Linked DNA regions of Homo sapiens: region 1 is linked to region 2. The links are chromatin contacts, found by Hi-C or POLR2A ChIA-PET in ENCODE. All regions are on one chromosome and are shown on one strand. Each heading gives the region's core, a stretch centred on a gene start or an enhancer-like site at or near the end of the contact. The rest is flanking DNA. Distances are from core to core; before and after follow the strand shown.

Region 1 (5,534 bases), core at 1-2,500, 290 kb after region 2:
GGGGCCCCAACCGCACCCCTTCATCCCCCCACCCATACTGACCAAAAAACTTGTCCTTGGAAGTGGCAAGGGGCAGGGCGATGCGGGTGTTGTATTCGGGCAGCCTTCCCTCTAAGCTGGCGAGGAACTAAGCGGGGATGGGAAGCGAGAGAGGAAGGTGGGCGGGGCCAGGGGCCACCGAGAAGTCACGTTCCCCCTCCTCCCTACCCCATTCCGAGATATGCCCTAGTTCCAACTGGAGACCACTGCCCACTCCCATCCCTCCTTAAGCAGGCACCTTGATACCCAGCTTCACCCCCTCATCACTCAGGTCCGCCCCTGGTCTCTGGGGCCCTGCCACTAGGCCTCTCCCCATCCGGATACCCCAGCCGCGTCCTCTAGCCTCACAGGACCCGCCTGCACCTCTTCTGGTTTCTTCCCTCGTGGCTCGGGCTCACCCCTGGCTCGTCAAACCTCGCCCGTTGTCCCCGAGACCCCTTCCTGGCTGATCAGCCTGCAATCTGGTCTCCCGAAGTTGCCCCCGGTTCCCTGGTTTTCCGACCCAGCCCTACTCCTAGATCTCTGGAGCTCTGCCCCATGGCTGCAGGGCACCTCGCGGTTAGCGATGTGGCACAGCATCTCCTGCACGTCGTGGCCCTGGAGCTGCGCCTGCAGTTTCAGCAGCTTTTCCTCCACGAGGCCCAGCAGGTTTGGCACATAGTTATCTGCCTGGGGATCCAGCTCCTTTCCCGCGAAGCGGCCGTCCTCCTGCGGCCAGGGTAGAGCCGGGTCAGCCGAGAGGGGTGGGGCCTCTTGGAAGGCTCCACCCAGGGGCGGGGCTTTTCTTTCGGGGGCGGGGCCTAGGAGGTAAGGGCCCACCTGCAGGGTCGATCCTAGCCATTGGGGGCGGGGACTTAGGTCAAGGCCACGTCTGTGATGGGGGAGCCTCTGAACTCTAACTCTATATGTAAAGGTTTCGGGGAGGCCTCTTGGGAACAGTAAGGATTCGAGGGAGGCCATTGTGGGATGGCCTCCTGAAGAAATGGCCCTCTGCTGCGGGCAGGATAGGTCTTCTGTCTCGGGCTGCTCCAGAACTGCAGATAGGTCTCCGAGCTTTTCGGGGACAGGGTGGGACTTCTTTCCCTTGGAGGCGGAGCTTGAGACGGGACAGGGTCTCTGACGTCTTGGGCTTCCTTGGGGAGTGAGAGCTTCCCCAGGGAGGTGGGGCGGGGACTCTGAGGAATGGGGTGGGGCTTCCCCTGTGGGCGGGGCCTCTGACGTCCGGGACAGAGGATGTGGCAGGCCACGTTCCCTCGGGCAAGCTGGTGTGGCAGGAACCCCGCTTCGTGGCTGCGCCTCTGCGGTCCCAGGAGGGCCTGTCGGGGCTTCCCCTGGGCGGGGCCTACCACAGTGATGTGGATCAGCTTGCTGGCCAGGTGCTCCAGGCTGTCCTTGGCCACTTGCATCGCCCGCAAGGCGCGCTCCAGCTGGTCCTTGGCCTCGGCGTGCCGCCGCTCCTCCTTCTTGAGACGCTCCTGCGCCTCGGCTTGCAGTTTCTGCTGGCTGCAGGGAGCCGGGAGGTCACCCCGGGGGCTCAGCCCGCCCCGCCGCCCTCCCCAGAGCCCCGGTGCCTCACCTCACCAGCGTGGCCTCCCCCGAGTACTTGAGGTCTTCCAGCTCCCGCTGCAGTTGTTGCTTCTCCTGCTTCAGCCTCACCAACGTCTGCTCGTTCTCGCTCTTGAGCGTCTCCAACTGCGCGAAGGTGTCGCCCTGGGCCAGGAACCGCCGCACCAACGACTGCGGGCCACCCAGCCCCAGTCAGAGCCAGGGCCTAGGGAGCGTAGGGGCGCTCCACCTCCTCTCCCCCACCCTGCGAACCCTCGCACGCAGGACAGGTGGCCTGAGCTGGCGCCTTTTGCACAGCAATGTATGGGGACACTGTGGGTTGGACGCAGGGTTGCTTCAAGGGTGAGCAGCCCTGGATATATCATTTTTGCGGGGCCCTTTCTGGCCTATATAAGGAATTTGAGTCAGCCCAAACTCGGGGGCAACTGGAGAGGCGAGCATAGCTTCTTTCCAAAATCAAAGTGCCATCAATTTCTGGCCGTGAATCTCGCCCGATTCCGCAGGAAATACCGCCCGTCTTCGGAGCCATCCGCTCACAAGGCCCACATCTGGAAAGGGGCTGCGCCTCAGTGCCCCAGATGACCCCATAGGTGTACTCCTATAGGTGGGAGTCCCGGAAGTCATCAGGGGTCGGCCCCATCGGAGGAGCAGCAGGTTGGCGGACACCCAGAGGGGAGAAACAGGGTTGGGGTCCAGTGTTCACCGGCGGGAACCAGGACCCAAGGGGGACACAGCGGTCTTAGAATAATGCAAGGAAGACTTTACAGTGAGGGACCCGGCGCAGGGACCCCACTTGCCAGGATCTGAGGATGGTACTGGGCGGTCCACTGGGTCCCAGACCATGTTACAGACACTGGAGACAGAACAAGAGACGAAACTCCCAGTTCTCCTAGAGCTGGCATGGCAAAGGAGTTAGCATGGTGCAAGAGAGAACGGAAGGCGAGTGTAGAAATGACGGCGAGTGTAGACAGCTCCTAGGGGTTTTGCTGCGAAGGGCAGCAGAAAAACTGAACGGTAGCTGGAGGGGGAAGGGATGTTTTTCAAGAAAGGAGCAGGTTTGTGAGCTGAATAACCGACCTGGCAGAGAGGGGAGACAGGGTGTGTCGGTTTCACCGGCTTAGGCACCCCTGGGGCCCGTCTGGGGTGGGGGGGGGGCGCGGCGGAGAGGGCTGCGGGCAGAACTCACGTGCGTCTCGTCAGTGCCAGTGGCGTCCTTGACCTTGCCAAAGATCACCTCCATCTGGTACATGCTCCAGCGCTGCCGCAGCTCCTCCTCCTTGGCATGCAGGCTGTCCTGGATGGTGTCGTCGGACTGTAGCAGCAGGTGCTCGCGGTGGGTCTGCTCGTGGGTTGAGGTCAGAGCCAGGGTCAGCTGGTGGACAGCGCTTGGGAAGGAGGCCGGGGAGGGGGATCCAGATAGGGGCCCGCGAGGAACAGGGCTCAAACTGGAGGGAAGGGAGAGGGCAAAAGCTTGGGGCCAGATAAAGGCACCCGGGCAGGTGTCAAGAAAGTGGGACAAGGTCGGGCGCGGGGGCGGTGGCTGTGGCTCACGCCTTTAATTCCAGTACTTTAGGAGGCTGAGGCGGGAGGATTGTTTGAGCCCAGGGGTTCGGGACCAGCTTGGACAACACGGCGAGACCCCGTCTCTACAAAAAACACCAAAATTAGCAGGGCGTGGTGGGGCGCCTGAAGTCCCAGCTACTTGGGAGGCTGAGGTGAGAGGATCACTTGAGCCCAGGAGGTCGAGACTGCAGTGAGCTATAATTAGTCTGAGCGACAGAGACCGTGTCTCAAAAAAAAATCCATATATATATGTATATATGTATATATATGTATATATGTATATATGTGTATATATACCTATGTGTATATATGTATATATGTGTATATATACCTATGTGTATAAATATATATGTGTATATATACCTATGTGTATATATGTATATATGTGTATATATACCTATGTGTATATATGTATATATGTGTATATATACCTATGTGTATATATGTATATATGTGTATATATACCTATGTGTATATATGTATATATGTGTATATATACCTATGTGTATATATGTATATATGTGTATATATACCTATGTGTATATATGTATATATGTGTATATATACCTATGTGTATATATGTATATATGTGTATATATACCTATGTGTATATATGTATATATGTGTATATATACCTATGTGTATATATGTATATATGTGTATATGTACCTATGTGTATATATGTATATATGTGTATATGTACATATGTGTATATATGTATATATGTGTATATGTACATATGTGTATATGTATATATGTGTATATATACATATGTGCATATATACATATGTGTATATATGTGTATATGTGTATATATGTATATGTGTATATGTACATATGTGTATATATGTATATATGTGTATATGTACATATGTGTATATGTGTATATGTACATATGTATATATACATATGTGTATATGTACATATGTGTATATATACATATGTGTATGTGTACATATGTGTATATATGTGTGTATATGTACATATGTGTATATATGTATATGTACATATGTGTATATGTGTGTATATGTACATATGTGTATATATGTGTATGTGTACATATGTGTATATGTACATATGTGTATATATGTATATATGTGTATATGTACATATGTGTATATATGTGTGTATGTACATATGTGTATATGTATATATACATATATGTGTATATACACATATGTGTATATGTATATATACATATATGTGTGTGTATATATGTATATATGTGTGTATATATGTATATATGTATATATGTGTGTATATATGTATATATGTATATATGTGTGTATGTATGTATATATGTATATATGTGTGTATGTATGTATATATGTATGTATATGTGTATATATGTGTGTGTATATATGCATATATGCATATATGTATATATATGTATATACGTATATATATATATATATATGCAAAAAAAACCTATCAAACAACAACTACAACAACAACAACCCAAAAAACAAAAAGGCAGGACAGGGCTTTGGTGAGGGCTGGATGGGAGGCAGCCTCAGGGCAGGTGCAGGGGCGGGGCCAAGAGTGAGGGGGCAGGGCCTTAGGCAACGGTTGGCTCAGAGGCACGGTCAGATTCAGGACAGGCAGTCTAGTCAGGTGGGAAAGGATGGGTAGGGGGGTCACTGAGTAAGGGGAAGGCTGGAGGCCATGTCAGAGCCAAAATGGTGCAGTCGCTTAGGAGGGGAGGGGAGGAGAGGCGGGGTCAGGGATGTGGGAGGGGTCTTCGCACCAAGTGGGGGTGGAGTCAGAGAGGGGGCGGGGTTAGGAGAAACAGAAAATGGGAGAAGGCCTAGGATGAGGGAGAGCCAGGGCATGGCTGGTTTGTGCTGGGCTGGGCTGGAGTCACAGGCGCGCACCCCTGGGTGCGCCCACCTTGCGCTCCATGCGCTCGTTCTCCAGTTTCTTCTCCTCGGCGCGCTTCTTGCACTCACTTATGTAGCGTTCCCGCTTCTTGCGCTCTCGAACCAAGGTCTCCTCTAGGTACTGCAGCTGGTTCTGGAGGGCGGGCAGGGTAGCAGGGAGACCAGCTGGCACCTACCACTGCCCGCCGCAGGGTGCTGGGAGATAGATGGGGGCGGGGGCGTAGGGGAAGCTCAGGGACAGCTGAGGTCAGATTCTCAAGCTGGGAGACCGCGGCAGCTGGGCAGGATGGCCGAGGGCAAGAGGGGTGGCACCTTGGCAATGTCCCGGGCATTGAGGGCCTCTTGGTTCACCACGTGCAGTGCCTCCAGCTCATGTTTGGTCCTCACCACCTCAGCCTCCATGGAGTCCAGCCGGTTCTCCAAGTTGAGGCTCTCGTCCTGGGGCGTGGTGGGGAGGGGTAGCGGAGATGGTGCAGGTCTGTGACT
Region 2 (5,815 bases), core at 1-2,500:
AATAGAGAGCTCCATCAGATGGTGACAGGGCAAAGAAAGTCAAAAGGAGTTCAGAGGCCGGGCGCGGTGGCTCATGCCTGTAATCCCAGGACTTTGGGAGGCCGAGGCTGGCGGATCACCTGAAGTCAGGAGTTTGAGACCAGCTTGGCCATCATGACAAAACCCCGTCTCTATTAAAAATACAAAAAATTAGCCAGGCGTGGGAGTGGGCGCCTGTAATCCCAGCTACTCGGGAGGCCGAGGTAGAAAAATCGCTTGAACCTAGGAGGCAGAGGTTGCAGTGAGCCGAGATCGCGCCACTGCATTCCAGCCCGGGAGGCAAGAGCAAAACTCCATCTCAAAAAAAAAAAAAAAAGGAGTTCAGAGGCCCGGCATGGTGGTTCACACATGTGATCCCAGAACTTGGGGAGGTTGAGGCAGGAGAATCACCTGAGCTCAGAGTTCAAGACCAGCCTGGGCAGCACAGCAAGACCCCATCTCTGCAAAAAATAAAAATTTAGCCCAGTGTGGTGATGAGCGCCTAGTTCCAGCTACTAGGGAGGCTAAGGCAGGAGGATTGCTTGAGGCTAAGGTAGGAGATTGAGACTGCAGTGACTTGTGATTGCGTCACTGCGCTCCAGCCTGGGTGACAGAGCAAGCCCTTGTCTCTTAAAAAAAAAAAAAAATTCAAAGAAGGGTTTCCAGAGGGCCAGGAGGGAGGAAGGGAGAGGAGGTGTTTTATTTTTTTGCTTTTATTTTTTATTTTGAGACAGAGTCTCTCTCTGTCACCCAGGTTGGAGTGCAGTGCTGTGATCTTGGCTCACTGCAACTTCTGCCTCCTGGGTTCAAGCAATTCTTATGCCTCAGCCTCAGCCTCCTGAGTAGCTGGGATTACAACACTATGCCCGGGTAATTTTTGTATTTTTAGTAGAGACGAGGTTTCGCCATGTTGCCCAGACTGGTCTCGAACTCCTGACCTCAAGTGATCCACCCGCCTTGGCCTCCCCACGTGCTGGGATTGCAGGCGTGAGCCACTGCGCCCGCCTTGATCTTTACACAAGGGGTTTAGGGTAGGTAGCCTTCTCTGAACCAGGAGAACAGCCTGTGCGAAGGCCCTGAGGCTGGACCGTGCCTGTTGGGTTTGAGGCCGTTGTAGCTGGAGCAAACAGAGAGAGGGGTAAAAAGGCAGGAGGCTACCAGGCAGGTTGTGCAGAGCCTTGTGGGCCACTGGGGAGGACTTTGGCTTTTGCCCTGAGAGCGGTGGGAAGTGACTGAATCCGGTACTCACCGTCTCCCTCTGGCGGCTCCTGGGGGAACATGCTTGGGGATCAGGCTGGGGGAGGCTGCCAGGCCCAGGAGGTGAGAAGTAGGTGGCCTCCAGCCGTGTTTCCTGAATGCTGGACTGATAGTTTCCGCTGTTTACCATTTGTTGGCAGAGACAGATGGTCAGTCTGGAGGATGACGTGGCGTGAACATCTGCCTGGAGTCCCGTCCCTGCCCAGAACCCTTCCTGAGACCTCGCCGGCCTTGTTTTATTCAAAGACAGAGAAGACCAAAGCATTGCCTGCCAGAGCTTTGTTTTATATATTTATTCATCTGGGAGGCAGAACAGGCTTCGGACAGTGCCCATGCAATGGCTTGGGTTGGGATTTTGGTTTCTTCCTTTCCTCGTGAAGGATAAGAGAAACAGGCCCGGGGGGACCAGGATGACACCTCCATTTCTCTCCAGGAAGTTTTGAGTTTCTCTCCACCGTGACACAATCCTCAAACATGGAAGATGAAAGGGGAGGGGATGTCAGGCCCAGAGAAGCAAGTGGCTTTCAACACACAACAGCAGATGGCACCAACGGGACCCCCTGGCCCTGCCTCATCCACCAATCTCTAAGCCAAACCCCTAAACTCAGGAGTCAACGTGTTTACCTCTTCTATGCAAGCCTTGCTAGACAGCCAGGTTAGCCTTTGCCCTGTCACCCCCGAATCATGACCCACCCAGTGTCTTTCGAGGTGGGTTTGTACCTTCCTTAAGCCAGGAAAGGGATTCATGGCGTCGGAAATGATCTGGCTGAATCCGTGGTGGCACCGAGACCAAACTCATTCACCAAATGATGCCACTTCCCAGAGGCAGAGCCTGAGTCACTGGTCACCCTTAATATTTATTAAGTGCCTGAGACACCCGGTTACCTTGGCCGTGAGGACACGTGGCCTGCACCCAGGTGTGGCTGTCAGGACACCAGCCTGGTGCCCATCCTCCCGACCCCTACCCACTTCCATTCCCGTGGTCTCCTTGCACTTTCTCAGTTCAGAGTTGTACACTGTGTACATTTGGCATTTGTGTTATTATTTTGCACTGTTTTCTGTCGTGTGTGTTGGGATGGGATCCCAGGCCAGGGAAAGCCCGTGTCAATGAATGCCGGGGACAGAGAGGGGCAGGTTGACCGGGACTTCAAAGCCGTGATCGTGAATATCGAGAACTGCCATTGTCGTCTTTATGTCCGCCCACCTAGTGCTTCCACTTCTATGCAAATGCCTCCAAGCCATTCACTTCCCCAATCTTGTCGTTGATGGGTATGTGTTTAAAACATGCACGGTGAGGCCGGGCGCAGTGGCTCACGCCTGTAATCCCAGCACTTTGGGAGGCCGAGGCGGGTGGATCATGAGGTCAGGAGATCGAGACCATCCTGGCTAACACGTGAAACCCCGTCTCTACTAAAAATACAAAAAATTAGCCGGGCGTGGTGGCGGGCACCTGTAGTCCCAGCTACTCGGGAGGCTGAGGCAGGAGAATGGTGTGAACCCGGGAAGCGGAGCTTGCAGTGAGCCGAGATTGCGCCACTGCAGTCCGCAGTCTGGCCTGGGCGACAGAGCGAGACTCCGTCTCAAAAAAAAAAAACAAAAAAAAACCATGCATGGTGCATCAGCAGCCCATGGCCTCTGGCCAGGCATGGCGAGGCTGAGGTGGGAGGATGGTTTGAGCTCAGGCATTTGAGGCTGTCGTGAGCTATGATTATGCCACTGCTTTCCAGCCTGGGCAACATAGTAAGACCCCATCTCTTAAAAAATGAATTTGGCCAGACACAGGTGCCTCACGCCTGTAATCCCAGCACTTTGGGAGGCTGAGCTGGATCACTTGAGTTCAGGAGTTGGAGACCAGGCCTGAGCAACAAAGCGAGATCCCATCTCTACAAAAACCAAAAAGTTAAAAATCAGCTGGGTACGGTGGCACGTGCCTGTGATCCCAGCTACTTGGGAGGCTGAGGCAGGAGGATCGCCTGAGCCCAGGAGGTGGAGGTTGCAGTGAGCCATGATCGAGCCACTGCACTCCAGCCTGGGCAACAGATGAAGACCCTATTTCAGAAATACAACTATAAAAAAATAAATAAATCCTCCAGTCTGGATCGTTTGACGGGACTTCAGGTTCTTTCTGAAATCGCCGTGTTACTGTTGCACTGATGTCCGGAGAGACAGTGACAGCCTCCGTCAGACTCCCGCGTGAAGATGTCACAAGGGATTGGCAATTGTCCCCAGGGACAAAACACTGTGTCCCCCCCAGTGCAGGGAACCGTGATAAGCCTTTCTGGTTTCGGAGCACGTAAATGCGTCCCTGTACAGATAGTGGGGATTTTTTGTTATGTTTGCACTTTGTATATTGGTTGAAACTGTTATCACTTATATATATATATATACACACATATATATAAAATCTATTTATTTTTGCAAACCCTGGTTGCTGTATTTGTTCAGTGACTATTCTCGGGGCCCTGTGTAGGGGGTTATTGCCTCTGAAATGCCTCTTCTTTATGTACAAAGATTATTTGCACGAACTGGACTGTGTGCAACGCTTTTTGGGAGAATGATGTCCCCGTTGTATGTATGAGTGGCTTCTGGGAGATGGGTGTCACTTTTTAAACCACTGTATAGAAGGTTTTTGTAGCCTGAATGTCTTACTGTGATCAATTAAATTTCTTAAATGAACCAATTTGTCTAAACTCGATGCACGTTCTTCTGTTCGCGCGCTTCTTTTTGTTTTTTTTTTTTTCCTGAGATGGAGCCTGGCTCTGTCACCCCTGGCTGGAGTGCAGTGGCATGATCTCGGCTTACTGCAAGCTCCGCCTCCCAGGTTCAAGCAATTCTCCTGCCTCAGCCTCCCTAGTAGCTAGGATTACAGGTGAGTGCCACCACGCCTGGCCAATTTTTTTTTTTTTTTTTTTTTTGAGACAGAGTCTCGCTCTGTCACCCAGGCTGGAGTGCAGTGGTGTGATCTCGGCTCACTGCAAGCTCTGCCTCCCAGGTTAATGCCATTCTCCTGTCTCAGCCTCCTGAGTAGCTGGGGCCACAGGCGCCTGCCACCACGCCCGGCTAATTTTTTTTTGTACTTCTTTTAGTACAGACGGGGTTTCACCATGTTAGCCAGGATGGTCTCGATCTCCTGACCTTGTGATCCACCTGCTTCGGCCTCCCAAAGTGCTGAGATTACAGGCGTGAGCCACCGCGGGTGGCCAACGCTAATTTTTTTGTTTTTTTAGATGGAGTCTTGCTCTGTCGCCCAGGCTGGAGTGCAGTGGCGTGATCTCTGCCTACTGCAAGCTCCGCCTCCCGGGTTCATGCCATTCTCCTGCCTCAGCCTCCTGAGTAACTGGGACTACAGGCACCCGCCACCACGCCCGGCTAATTTTTTGTATTTTTAGTAGAGACAGGGTTTCACCGTGTTAGCCAGGATGGTCTTGATCTCCTGACCTTGTGATCCACCCGTCTCGGCCTCCCAAAGTGCTGGGATTAGAGGTGTGAGCCACCACACCTGGCCTAGCCTGGCTAATTTTTGTATTTTTGGTAGAGACGGGGTTTCACCATGTTGGTCAGGCTGGTCTTGAACTTCTGACCTCAGGTAATCTGCCTGCCTCAGTCTCCCAAAGTGCTGGGATTACAGGTGTGAGCCACCGCGCCTGGCCTCACTTCCTTCTGTCATCTGTTTGTGGATTGGACTCCCCAGGAGAAGGACCCAGAAGGGGAAGACTCCCAGAACTCCGGGCAAGATGCAATCTCCGTGGGCTGCCACAGTGCCTGGCAGGTGCTGTGATGGCTGAGCTGGTGATTGTGTTCTCTGCTGTCGCTTCTCTGAGTTGGAGATTTTGTCAAGTCCCCTGCTCATCCATTCATACACTCGACAAATATCTGTTGAGTGCTAAGTGCGAACCATGCTCTGCCGTAGGCTTGTGGGACACTACAGGGGATATAAGAAATGAAAGCCGGGTGTGGTGGCTCACACCTGTAATCCTAGCAGTTTGGGAGGCCGAGGCGGGCAGATCATGAGGTCAGGAGATCGAGACCATCCTAGCTAACACAGTGAAACCCCATCTCTACTAAAAATACAAAAAATTAGCCAGGCGTGGTGGTGGGCGCCTGTAGTCCCAGCTGCTTGGGAGGCTGAGGCAGGAGAATAGCGTGAACCTGGGAGTTGGAGCTTGCAGTGAGCCGAGATCGCACCACTGCACTCTAGCCTGGGCAACAGAGCAAGACTCCATCTACAAAAAAAAAAAAAAGAAATGAAGTCTTGATACGGTGGCTCATGCCTGTAATCCCAGCACTTTGGGAGGCCAAGGCAGGCGGATCACGAGCTCAGGAGATCGAGACCATCCTGGCCAACGTGGCGAAACCCAGTCTCTACTAAAGATACAAAAAATTAGCCAGGCATGGTGGCGGGCGCCTGTAGTCCCAGCTACTTGGGAGGCTGAGGCAGGAGAATGGCATGAACCCAGGAGGCAGAGCTTGCAGTGAGCTGAGATCGCGCCACTGCACTCCAGCCTGGGCGACAGAGCGAGACTCTGTCTCAAAAAAAAAA

What was found. A loop is a pair of places that touch in the nucleus more often than their neighbours do. ChIA-PET counts read pairs that join two places held with the same protein, here RNA polymerase II (POLR2A). Pooled maps may share reads with other maps.
Region 1: a loop to region 2 is called in a pooled map, with 2.4 times the contacts of the local background. The contact joins two enhancer-like sites. A Hi-C loop is called at or near these places in 3 of 168 maps with a recorded cell type or tissue (chondrocyte, heart left ventricle and sigmoid colon) and 11 of 50 pooled maps. POLR2A ChIA-PET finds 5 or more read pairs at or near these places in 6 of 52 experiments (BJ, MCF 10A, PC-9 and 3 more).

What each region holds. Positions count from the first base shown.
Region 1 is chr19:11,421,086-11,426,619 of GRCh38, forward strand. ODAD3 (outer dynein arm docking complex subunit 3) reads right to left here. Exons shown (of 13, transcript NM_145045.5): 6 at 5,361-5,486; 7 at 5,059-5,181; 8 at 2,792-2,944; 9 at 1,616-1,776; 10 at 1,386-1,542; 11 at 592-747; 12 at 43-127. Among named protein-coding and RNA genes, the nearest start is that of RGL3, 4.5 kb to the left of the region's middle. RefSeq lists an enhancer at 289-338 and a silencer at 1,569-1,628. Within about 2 kb of position 1,251, at least 11 of the 41 ENCODE cell types and tissues checked have a DNase peak (open chromatin) inside an H3K27ac peak, as active enhancers do.
Region 2 is chr19:11,129,866-11,135,680 of GRCh38, forward strand. LDLR (low density lipoprotein receptor) reads left to right here. Exons shown (of 18, transcript NM_000527.5): 18 at 1,416-3,955. The coding sequence ends at 1,451. Among named protein-coding and RNA genes, the nearest start is that of MIR6886, 19 kb to the left of the region's middle. Within about 2 kb of position 1,251, at least 17 of the 41 ENCODE cell types and tissues checked have a DNase peak (open chromatin) inside an H3K27ac peak, as active enhancers do.